Linked DNA regions of Homo sapiens: region 1 is linked to region 2. The links are chromatin contacts, found by Hi-C or POLR2A ChIA-PET in ENCODE. All regions are on one chromosome and are shown on one strand. Each heading gives the region's core, a stretch centred on a gene start or an enhancer-like site at or near the end of the contact. The rest is flanking DNA. Distances are from core to core; before and after follow the strand shown. Region 1 has its middle 21 kb from the start of SMNDC1. Region 2 overlaps RBM20 (RNA binding motif protein 20).

What was found. Hi-C counts contacts between places; a loop is a spot of excess contacts on that map. ChIA-PET counts read pairs that join two places held with the same protein, here RNA polymerase II (POLR2A). Pooled maps may share reads with other maps.
Region 1: a loop to region 2 is called in a pooled map, with 2.4 times the contacts of the local background. The contact joins two enhancer-like sites. A Hi-C loop is called at or near these places in 2 of 50 pooled maps. POLR2A ChIA-PET finds 5 or more read pairs at or near these places in 2 of 52 experiments (A673 and activated B cell).

Annotation. Positions count from the first base shown.
Region 1 is chr10:110,323,388-110,329,377 of GRCh38, reverse strand. No RefSeq gene overlaps it. Among named protein-coding and RNA genes, the nearest start is that of SMNDC1, 21 kb to the right of the region's middle. RefSeq lists an enhancer at 4,010-4,169. Within about 2 kb of position 2,542, at least 3 of the 41 ENCODE cell types and tissues checked have a DNase peak (open chromatin) inside an H3K27ac peak, as active enhancers do.
Region 2 is chr10:110,839,035-110,845,031 of GRCh38, reverse strand. It overlaps RBM20 (RNA binding motif protein 20), which reads right to left. Exons shown (of 14, transcript NM_001134363.3): 14 at 5,564-5,997. Among named protein-coding and RNA genes, the nearest start is that of PDCD4-AS1, 29 kb to the left of the region's middle. RefSeq lists enhancers at 1,135-1,294, 1,655-1,704, 1,855-1,914, 1,925-1,994, 2,065-2,124 and 2 more. Within about 2 kb of position 1,836, at least 10 of the 41 ENCODE cell types and tissues checked have a DNase peak (open chromatin) inside an H3K27ac peak, as active enhancers do.

The DNA of each region.
Region 1 (5,990 bases), core at 1,293-3,792, 520 kb after region 2:
CGCAATCTCAGCTCACTGCAAGCTCCGCCTCCTGGGTTCAAGCAATTTTCGTGCCTCAGCCTCCCAAGTAGCTGGGATTACAGGCATGCACCACCACACCTGGCTAATTTTTGTATTTCTAGTAGAGACGGGGTTTCACCATGTTGGCCAGGCTGGTCTCAAACTCCTCCTGGTCTCAAGTAATCTACCCACCTTGGCCTCCCAAAGTGCTGGGATTACAGGTGTGAGCCACTGCGCCTGGCCTGGAGTTCATCAGCTCTGACAAGATGGGAAAGCAGTTACTTATCATACAGTCTCCATTGTTTATCATTTCAGGACACCAAGTTGTTAGTAATGGAAACCCAATTCAGGCTGGCTTAAGCAATAGTCATAGAGAAGACCAGTGGTAGGCCTCTCTTCAGGCACAGCTGGTACCAGAAACTCAAATTATGTCACCAGAATTATTGTCTTTCAATCTATCCCCTACTTCCCGAGCTATGCTTTTTTCTGAGTTGGTTCCATCTGCTGCCAGGCCAGCTCCATGCAGTGACTCCTGCCAACCCTGGGTTTACATTCTACATTGTATAGCTCGGCAACCTCAGCAGAGAAAAACTGGCCCCTTCTCAGTAGTTCTAGCAAAAGTCTCAGAATTAACTTCCATTGGAACAACGTAGATCATGTGCCCATCCCCGAACTAATCACAGTGTATAGAGGAATGGAATATGCTAATTAGCCAAGCCACTTGCCCACTCCTAGATAGGAGAGCATGGTTGGCAGTGATCCTTTGGCACAAGGGTTCCCATTTGAACCACTTTTGTTGGTTGAACCGATCTATTTGTACAACTAGAAACATAAAGCTTATTTCTCTAGAGAAGCTGCTAACCTGACCCACAAGTGCAGTTTTATTCCCACCAGAATATAAAATCCATAAGGACAAGGACTTGGTTTAGTTACTACTTTATCTCCAGTACTCGGTAAGTCTAGGCATTCAATGACAATGAATTTTTTTTTTTGGAGGGGGGATGGAGTCTCGCTCTGTAGCCCAGGCTGGAGTGCAGTGGCGTGATCTCGGCTCACTGCAAGCTCCACCTCCCGGGTTCATGCCATTCTGCCTCAGCCTCCCGAGTAGCTGGAACTACAGGCGCCCGCCACCATGCCCGACTAATTTTTTGTATTTTTAGTAGAGACGGGATTTCACCGTGTTAGCCAGGATGGTCTCCATCTCCTGACCTCGTGATCTGCCCACCTCGGCCTCCCAAAGTGCTGGGATTACAGGCGTGAGCCACCATGCCTGGCCGAATTTTTTCATTCATTCAATAAATGCTTACTGAAGCATTTAGTAAACAGGGCATTACCTGAGCTGCATGGTTTGAAGGCAGAGGAGGCGCAGTCCCCCAAAGAAAACTGCAATGCTATCTCCAGGGGAATAGAAGCAGGTTGGGCAAAAACAAAACAAAAACTATCTCAATTATCTGTTTTGGGGAACTAAAGCATCTTACTGAAAATTTTGCCAGTTCCAGAAGAACCAGTAGTTTTAGAGCTTAAGGATGAAAAACAGTCTGATTGCTGCCATCGTACAGCCCAGCCTAGTGACTTCATTCACCCTTTTAACATTTACACAGCACTGACTGTGTGCCATATCTCACAAAGCCTGTAGGACTCCTCCTACCCTTGAAGGGTACACCCTTTGTCATTGTCCTTTCTGTCAGCTGGTGCTGAGTTTTATTACTGGGACCTAACCTCAGGATCTTAGGGTCAAAGTCCTTACCTCTTGCTCCCCAAGTGTCCAGGCTTAAAGTTCCTGAGCCCTGCTCTATGAAGCCCTCATCTTCCAGGTCTAGCGTGTTTACCTTTGCCTTGCGTTATCACTAATCTTCCTGAATTTGGCCCTTACCTCAGGTTGCTGGACTGCTTCCCCTCCTATCCTACCCCTTGGAATTTGCTCTCTGGCCAGCCCAGCTGAATCACCAGGCCTGTTGCTGCCCCAAACATTTCTTCATTTCGGTCATTTTACTTGCCAGGTGACTCTTTCCTTAATCTGAGTGGTGAATGTAGCCACCCTAGCTAGCATTGACTTCCCCGGAGAAGTTATGGGATCATCCCAACATTTGTGCAAAGAATACATCTAAGGCAATCTTGAAAAAGAGGCTATCCTATACAAAAATAAAGAAGAAAGGCTGTCCCTCAGTTTAAGCTGCACTAGACAATCTGTAAGTTGGAAGCATCCTCCCTTTGCCTGCTTTCTTGCAGACAGAAGACCTAGAGATGAGCTGATCCCTACCTCTCGTGATACCTTGCACTGACTCAAATATTAACATTCAGCAGGTCGTCAGTTTCCCCTTCTTCCAGTTTCATTCATTTGTTAAAATCGAGTTATCCTGAATCTTTCAGATTGTTACTCCTCACTTTGTCTTCTGCAATCGAGGACCTGTCTCATGCTCTGGTGTTGAGATCTGGGAACAAGAGCCCTGTAGTTTTTCCTCTGAGTCATAAACTTAGGGACAAAGTATTCTTCATGATTCTTCTTGTCATTTCCTTTTTCTTTAGCTGCAGAAAGTCACTCTGGTGGTCAGGTGAATTCCTAAGCAGTGATTCTTTAGCACAAATGTTACCATTCTAACCCCTAATGTGGGTTGAACCATCTGTTTGTACAACTAGAAACATAAAGTTTATTTCTCTAGAGAAGCTGCTAACCTGACCCACAAGTGCAGTTTTATTCCCACCAGAATATAAAATCCATAAGGAAAGGGACTTCTTTTAGTTGCTACTGTATCTCCAGTACCCAGCAAGTCTAGGCACTCAATGACGATGAAGTCATTCATACATTCAACAAATACTTATTGAAGCATTTACTAAAGAGGGCATTGTGTCAGATGATACTTGAGAAGGAATTAAAAGCAAATGTAGCCAGGAGGATATTTCAGCCACAAGTAACAGAGCTGCCTTAAACCATGAGGCATTTCCTGGTGCACAGAAATGGAAATCCAAATTGAGATCAGCTCAGGGTAGCTCCATCCACCGTCAAAGACCAAGGTGTTTTCATAGCATTATCCTAAGCCCTGTTACCTCTGGGGAAAGGAGAGAGGAAAGAGAGAGAGAAAGGTCCCAGAATGGCTGTCAGTAACAACTAGAATCATGACAGGAGAGCAAAGCTTCCCAAAGTGAGGGAAACTCTTCCCAGAAGCCTCCAGCAGTCCTTCTGGGTCTCAATGGCCAGTCACATCCCCACTCCTGAATCATGGATTTAGGCTCAGACAAATCAGCCCCTCACCTGACACTGAAGGCGGGGTCAGCTTCCCTGAAGCCACGGGGCTGCGTGGAGGAGGAGTGACCCTCTGAACAGAAACTTTGAGAAAGGGAGGAGGAGTTAGAAGGGTTGGATGGGGTGGAGGGCAACTGTAGCATTCACTACGAATCATACCTAGCATTTGTCATGAAAGTCTATAGTTTAAAAAATATCCGTCTGTATGTTAACTCGTTTAATCCTTCCAATGATGGTAAGCTAGTGGTTCTCATTTCAGCCGCAAGTCAGAGTCACCTATGGAGTGATCTTGATTCAGAAGGCCCGGAGTGGGGTCTGGACATTTGTAGTTTATTTGTTGTTGTTGCTGTTTGAGTTGGGGTCTTACTGTGTCACCCAGGCTGGAGTGCAGTGATGTGAACATGGCTCACTGTAGCCTCAAACTCCTGGGCTCAAGCAATCCTCCCACCTCAGCCTCCCGAGTAGCTGGGACCACAGGTGCATGCCACCATGCCTGGCTAATTTTTAAATTTTTTATTTTGTAGAGATGGGGTCTCACTATGTTGTCTAGGCTGGTTTTGAATTCCTGGGCTCAAGCAATCCTCCCACCTTGGCCTCCACTGGGATTACAGAGTGAGCCACTGCACCCAACCTAGACATTTGTAGTTCTTAAAAGCTATATGGGTAGTTCTGATGCCCAGCCTGCATTGCACACCAGGGCTGTGAGCTAAGCAGCTTATCCCACAGGTGTGCAAATAAGAATTCAGCAGAGTCCCTGCCTTGGAAAGTCTATACTGTGTGTGTATGTTAGGAGATTTTTACATGCAAGCCAGAGTTGTTCAGGGGAGGAAGAGCTCCCCACAGGACAGAATGTTGGTGAAGGTTACTGGGCAAGAGTGAGAATGAAGAAGACTTTTGTGTAGAGAAGCAAGGGCAATGATGTAGCCAGAAGGGCACAGCATGAGCTGGGGTAAAAAAAGATGGAACACTCGTCAAATTCATGTGTCATCTTTATCTGATCTCTCTTTTTTGTCATATTAGTTTGTGGGAAGGGAAGTTTTCTTATCATGAGCCAATGACTGGAGAAGCTGAGGTTTGTTTCCAGAACTCGGTGAATCAATGCTATCTGATATTCCTGATACTTTGCTGAAACTGTTCACCAAACTTCCTCTTTGAGCACAAAGGGGATTTTAAGAGGCAACATTGGGGCTTTCACATATTTATGTTTTTAAAATCAAATACACCGAGTGGAAAAACCCTATGAGATCACCTCTGTGCCCTAAGCAAACTGCAAGGGATATACAATCATCTTCTTAAGAGAAGGAGGCATTTCAATTCCTTCTCAAACCAAACAAAGATAAACCTGATCAAATCCAGCCAGGCTGCAAAAGTGATTAGGAGGAAGGCTAGAAACAACCTGGAGAATACAGAGGAAGTTTGTAAATTGGCTGGCAATTGGATTACATTTAAAAATTCAATTAGTGACAGATTCAGAATAGCGTTTCCTTCGGTGAGTTTGTTAACTACCGGGCAGAGCCTTGGTTGTTTGCTGATAGCACAGAAAGTGAGTCATTCAGTGTTGGGCTGGGACAAGTGTCACCCACTCACTTTGATGGATACACCCCAAGCATAGAAATATGTGGTCAATGGGAGTTCAAGACCAGCCTGACCAACATGGAGAAACCCTGTCTCTACTAAAAATACAAAATTAGCTGGGCATGGTGGCACATGCCTGTAATCCCAGCTACCAGAAGTTTGAGGCAGGAGAATCACCTTAACCCAGGAGGCGAAAGTTGCAGTGAGCCAAGATCACGCCATTGCACTCCAGCCTGGGCAACCAGAGTGAAACTCCATCTCAAAAAAAAAAAAGAAATATGTGGTCTGATTTTTTTGAGCTCTATCACTGCTCACTGTTCTTGACAACTTATTTTCCTTCTTTGACTTACCTTTGTTGATGCTACTTCTGCTACTTCTAAATTGCTTTTTAGTAAACCATGAAGGGGTCTCCCTCATATGAAAGGAGTTTCTTGGGGGTACAAAGAGAGTTGGCAACAGATGTTCAGTATATGGCTTGGGCTGGACATTGGAGGAATATTGCCTCTCCCAGGTCTCAGGACTCCCACCTATGTTATCTATTAAGTGGACTCAGGATAAGAATTCTGGGATAGACAAGAGATATCTACAGAAAGCACTAGTGTGGTAATTAGCTCCGGCAATGAAAATAAACAAAACATGTACAAATCTTTCAAGTATGGTCATAATATAATCTTTATAAGAGAAATGTTATCATCTGGGAGGACGATAGAAAGGAAAGAAAGGATGGAAAGAAAAGCACCAGGTCACAGAGGAGGGAACTGGCATAGTGAGCTGACTCACTAGGTCCCTGGGCCTATGCTCAACCAGCTCCAGAAGACAAGGAGCAAGAGCAGGAATGTGCGGGAGGGCAGCTGATGTGGCAGTGATGCAGCAGCAGAGAGGCCTCCTGACAGAGCTAAACCTGACTCATGCCCATTTGTCTGGGACAGCCAGATCTTTCTGCAGGTCCCATTTTTCCTGGTTTAAGCTGGTCTGTAAGTTGAGTGAGAATCATTTTCCTGGGTGTCAACTCTGTGGCCTTCCCTTCAGAGTGGACATAAAATCAATAATGCTGATGAGCTGAAAATGACTGCAAACAAAAGACAATATTTTGGAGAAATTTGGGCTTTGTTTTGGCAAATGAGTGGCTTAAGAGTTAGAAGGAAGAATCCTAGGGATATGAGTGATGGACATG
Region 2 (5,997 bases), core at 587-3,086:
AAGATGGCACCACTGCACTCCAGCCTGGGTGACAGAGTGAGACTCCGCCTCAAAAAAAAAAGAAAAAAAAAAAAGAGGGGCCTTTGTGTGTGTGTCTGGGCTAGGGGTACAAAGTGTTCTGGGACACAGTGGGGGACCAGCAATACCTGCAGGGAGGTCAGAGAAGTCAAGGAAGGCTTCGTAAAGAAGACAACACCTAAGTAGAATGTTAAAAAAAAAAAGTCGTAGTTTCCAGGTAGACAGAAAGGGCCAAAAGGTATTCCTAGCAGTGGGAAAACCATTTACAAAATCAAGGAGCTGGAAGGGGCCTATTTGGGAACCCCCGAGGCACTGAGCATAGCTGAACCACAAATGGAGGCTGTGGGGGTGAGAAGGTGGGTGGAGAGGAGGCAAGATTAAGTAGGGTCGGTGGAGGGCCAAGCTAAGCCATACGAGGAGCCCAGGAGACAAAAACCACAGAGACCAGGCTGGCCGACCCCAAGCAAGCCTGCCTCATGGGTAGGCTCCCCTGCTGGGGGCAGGAGGATGGTAATAAGGACCATAGCTCCCCACAGGCCCATGTGGGAGATTCAGGTAGAGAAGTGACCACCCCCCACCTTGTGATTGACAGCAAGTCTCCACTCTTATTTTCTTCCCAAAAACCTCTGGCACGCACAAGGCACACATCAAATGCACAGATGGGAAAACCGAAGCAACAGAAGGTAAACATTTGCCTACATCTCAGAATGAGTTCATTGTGGATTTGACCCAGGAACTCAAGGTCCTGATTCCCAGCATGGAGATCTGTCCCTGAGCCAGAAAGCTCTGTTCTTCCTAGGCTTGCATACAGTGATGGTGAGAGATCTCACGGGCAAACGGGGCACACCTTTTGCACCCCTCCTCCCTAGGCCGCTCCTTATCAGACAGGTTTGAGGGGAAGTTCCCAAACTGCCAGAGAGAATCAGCACTTCCCAGTCAGGCTTTGTTCCCTCCTGGCTGTGGTCATCCGTTTGGGGTAACCCCAAAGAATAAATGCTGGAGAGGTTTATTTCCCCCAACAATCCAAAGAGCAGGGGCCCCACCCTAGAGCTCTCTATTGTCAGGTGGGTGTGGCAGGGCACTCAGGTAGTAGAGATGATGGTGGCCTCCTCCTTGGCCTGTGAACACTGGTTCCTGGAAGTTCAGCCACTTAACAGAGAAATTTGAAAAACAGAGCTTGAAAATAAACCCAAACAAAAATTCATGAACTCCAGCCAGCATACTCACTCTCAGGTGGCTGGGCAGGTGTGAGCAAGGATCAGGCCTTCGGACACTGGGAGGTGTTGCCCCAACATCAGGAACCAGTTCACACAGACCAGAAGCCATCCCAGTGTCCCCGCTCCCACTATGCTCTTCTCCAATGTTGGGCTGTGAGCTCCCTAAGGATTTTTCCAACACCTCTCAGTACCTCTGTACTGTCCCTCAGGAGAATTATTCCAGAATATAGAGTCAAGTAGAACAATCTCCCCAGATAACCTGGAATGCTCTCTCCAGCCTAAGGACAGAGCATGTTTTTTTTTTTTTTCTTTCTGCCTTGGCTCCCAGGAGGCTTCTAGTCACATCTCTTGCTGTATGAGCCCTTACAGACCATATATTTGCTGCCTCCAACTTTCTTCAATCCTTGTTTATAATTTTTTGTTGTCTTAATCTGGACACATGGCATCATGTATGTGCAACATCTCTACTCCATGTTGGAAACAGGTGGCAGGCAAGTCAACAATCTAGTTTCACTCAGGAAGGAGAGGTCACAAGTGCAATCCGGCTAGCATTTTGGGGCTGTGGGAAATCCCCTTTTGATCACTCCCCTTTGTCCCCAAGTCCCCTGAGAGCAGAAAGCAAGCTGCTTCTCTTTCTTCTCCTCCCTGAAACAGGAGGAACTTGAGCAGCCCCCGGGGCCCTCCTTCCTCTCTTGCCCTCAGACTCAGCTCCCCTGGAATATTCTCCCAAGTGAGAAGAAGGAAGAAACAGTATTTCTCTGGGTATAGTGCTGTGGGTGGAGGCCTTTCTTTACTTTCCAGGGAGGAGAGGTACTGGAGAAATCAGTTTCTGGAATTTAACAATCAGGAATTCAGCCATAGGTAACTGCAGTATTGCTAAATTAGACTTTCTAATTTATCCAAGCAGCTCTGGGCAGACCCAGAGTCTAGAGGCTTTAGGGAGAGGCAGGAACAGGAGGTAGGCAGTGGAGAATAGTGGCTAAGAGTGTGGTTTGACAGTCATGTGGACCTGGGTTTGAATCCCAACTCTGCCACTTACTGGTCGTCTGACCCTTGACAAACCACTTTGTCTCTCGGAGCCTCATTTTCCATCTATGAAATGGGGAGAATAACAGTACCTGCTTCTCCAGTTGTGAAGAGGCCAAGAGACAGTGCCCCTATGGAGTACACTAAGTGTGCCATGCAGGGGGACTCAGGAATCAGCAGGGCCGAGCTGACAGCAGTAGTGTCTTGTGGAAGAGGGAGAGAAAGTGTGTGTGACCCCAGAGTTCCTCGCTGACAGCAACGCGGCCCTGGGCAGTGGCCCTGTTCCTTGTTTCTCCTCTGAGTAAGGATTGCTGACTCCACACAGCTCTCTGTCTTCAGCAGCAGGGCTTCCATCAGATCTCGAGGAGCTGTTTAATAACCACAACACTTCCAGCCATTAACAAAGATAAAGACAGCATTGGAAAATTGACTTTTGCCTGAGCACAGTAAGTACGAACCCAACTAAAAATCATAACACATGCTCCCAAACCCAGTTCGATGACTGTGACACGCTCCCACCCCCATCCTTCGCCGCCTCCCCCACCCACCAGCTGCCACCAGCCCCTTCTGCCATGGCCATGCTGGTCTCCTTTTCTCTGCCTCCTACTGTCAAGCCTTTTTCACACTAAAGTGCCCCTACCTTCAATGGCCCTACCACCCAGTAAAATAAATGCTGCTTCTATTCCAGGAGCTACTGGGGAAGTCCCTGGTTGACATCTAGGGCAGTGTTTCTCTAAGTGTCATCGGTGGACTGCACCTGCATTGAATTACCCCCCAGGCTTGCTAAGATGCAAATGCCTGGGTCCTCCCCGTGACCTAATGAGTCAGAATCTCCATGGGGGCGCCAGGAATATGCATTTTTAGCAAGCTCACCAGGTGCGGCTGATGCACCCAAAGCATGAGAATCCATGATTTCTCTTGAGTCCCTTGCTGAGTGCCAAAGTCCAGCTAGGACCAGACCTGGAAAATTCACACGATAATGTAATCGAAATATCATAAACTCTCCAAGTAGCCCCAGCAAGACTCAAGGGATCTGGATTCTAGTCTTGGCCCTATACCAATAAGCTGTGTTGCCTCAAACAAGTCACCTCTCTTCTCTGGGCCTGTTTTCTGGCTTGTAAAAGGAAGAGCAGAGGCTTGGGGGTCTCTGGGGCCATCCTGCTCCAACATGCTTGGAATTTCACTCAGGATAGGCACCTTTATATGACTGCCATTGTGGGAAAAGAGAATGGGGAGTTGACAGGGTTGAGCCCAGATGTCCAACCACTGCCTAAGAGGGCAGTTAACAGTTGCTGTTGCCAGGTTTGATGGTTCATGCCTGTAATCCCAACATTTTGGGAGGCTGAGGTGGGTGGATTGCTTGAGCCCAGGAGTTTGAAACTAGCCTGGGCAACATAGTGAAACCCTATCTCTACAAAAAAAAGTTAGCCAGAGGTGGTGGCACATGCCTGTAGTCCCAGCTATTTGGGAGGCTGAAGCAGGAGGATGGCTTGGATCCAGGAAATAGAGGCTATAGCAAGCTGAGATCGCGTGCCACTGCCCTCCAGCCTGGGTGATAGAGTGAGAGCCTGTCTCAAACAAACAAACAAAGAAAAGAAAGCAAGGTTAGTATCCAAGTGCCCTGACCTAGTAGGGCATTATGAGGAGGAATCCCAGTGTCTAGGCTGTGGCAGAGTCAGGCAGGGGCAGTCTGGAGTTGATCCCTGGGGATAGGTGTGGTACAGGGAGTAGGTCTGAGTGTCAGAGGTCCAGCCTGGTGGACTGGCTCAGAACCAGGCTCTAGGGCCCACAGAGATATCAGAGAGCAAATGGGAACACCCAGGCTTGGGGGAACAACTGCAACTCGAGGGAAGGGGGTGTCCCTGGCTGGGTGTCTGCATTGCACAACTCCAGGGGGTGCCATCCTATAGGATACAATGTGGATGCCCTCTCTAGAGTTGTGCCACATAGAACAACATGCTAGGACTAGGCACCAGGGGCACCCCCAAGCATCCTGGATCCTGTACTTAGGGCAGCAGAACCAGTCTAGGCCCATTCACTGCTTTGGCCATCTGGGGCATAGATAGCAGTTGCAGAAAAGGAGGTTTCCCTACTCCTCCTGGTTGGAAACTGGAGGCCTGAGCTTGGTCCACCATGGCCACAGGAGGTGGGGGTGGGGCGCAGACAGCAACAGGCTCAGCAGGAACTTTCCTCAGACCTGCAATCTGTTCCCAGGAATTGCAGGCGGCCCCCTCACTTTGCCCTCTGGGTCCAGGCTGCCCAGCCCCTCCCTGTTGACTCAGGAGCACTGCCAACAAAAGGGAAGGGCCCAGAGAAGGTTCCGGGCCATTCAAAGGACTGGCCAACTGGGCCTAGAAGACTGGCATTGTTTTGCTAGAAGAAATGGTTGAGAAACAACTTAAGAACCCCTGAAATTTGGAGGGCTGCTGTCCAGATTGCAAAAACAAACAAGATTCGGTGACTTGCAGCACACCAAGTGCTTCCACCAGCAATTATCTTAACCCTGAAGCAACCCTGGGAGGCGATTCATTTTTTTTTTTTTTTTTTTTTTGAGACTGAGTCTTGCTCTGTCACCCAGACTGGAGTGCGGTGGTGCAATCTCGGCTCACTGCAACCTCCGCCTCCTGGGTTCAAGCGATTCTCCTGCCTCAGCCTCCTGAGTAGCTGGGACTACAGGTGCGCACCACCACGCCCAGCTAATTTTTGTATTTTTAATAGAGACAGGGTTTCACCGTGTTGGCCAGGATGGTCTCGATCTCCTGACCTTGTGATCCACCCACCTTGGCCTCCCAAAGTGCTGGGATTACAGGCATGAGCCACCACACCCGGAGCAAGTAATACTCTTATCTTCTTTTACACCCAAGGAAGCGGGCCTTAGGAAGTCATGGGCTAACAGGGGCAGGGCCAGACCTCTGCCTGTGCCTGCTATTTCCACTACAGCACTGACCACCAGATATTCATCTTCACAGGGAATGGAACTTACAGAAATGGCCTAACCCTGGTGCAGGACGCTGGGTGGCAAAGCTAGGAGTTTATAAGAGGCCAAGAAATGTTCGTATCTGAGCCTCCAAAAGGACAGCAGCCCCCACTTAGTCAGACTCATCCCCCGAGGATCACCCCTGAGAATCTCTGATTCTCTCTGGTAGCCTAACTGGAGCCCTAAGAAAACCTGTTTTGTCCTCTCTGTTCAACCCTTGAAAATAATTCACAATTCAAAGGGACCAAATCTCAACCTTTCTGCTTGATGAGCCTTCCCCAGCCAAATGTCAGGGACCCCTGCATGACACAGAGTCACTCACTCACAGCTTTCAAATTCTCTTTATTAAAAATCTTTTCTTTTCTCTTTTGTAAAAACAAACACTTTGCAGTCAGTTATACAGATCAGGAAAAGTAGTGACAATTTATAGGACACTCAACAAATTTCAATACTTTACAAGTTCAAACTTAACTTAGTGTTTTGGTTTTTCTCATAAATTCAAAAAACAAACTCTGGTCCAGTTCAAGTATAATCTAATTATCTAACAGGTCACAGCCTCGGACTGTCCAAGAATGGGAAACCCTGATACTAACGGCTGCTGCTCACACCATCAGATTTTCCAAATTCTTTGGGGATACTGTCTAGATAGATGCTATTTTGGGTGTTAACAATGAAAAGACAATTATACAGGCCTTTTGTTGTATTAACCCAGGGTAAATATGAATCTGTTGCTTAAGGGAGCAATTGCTCTTCAGCATC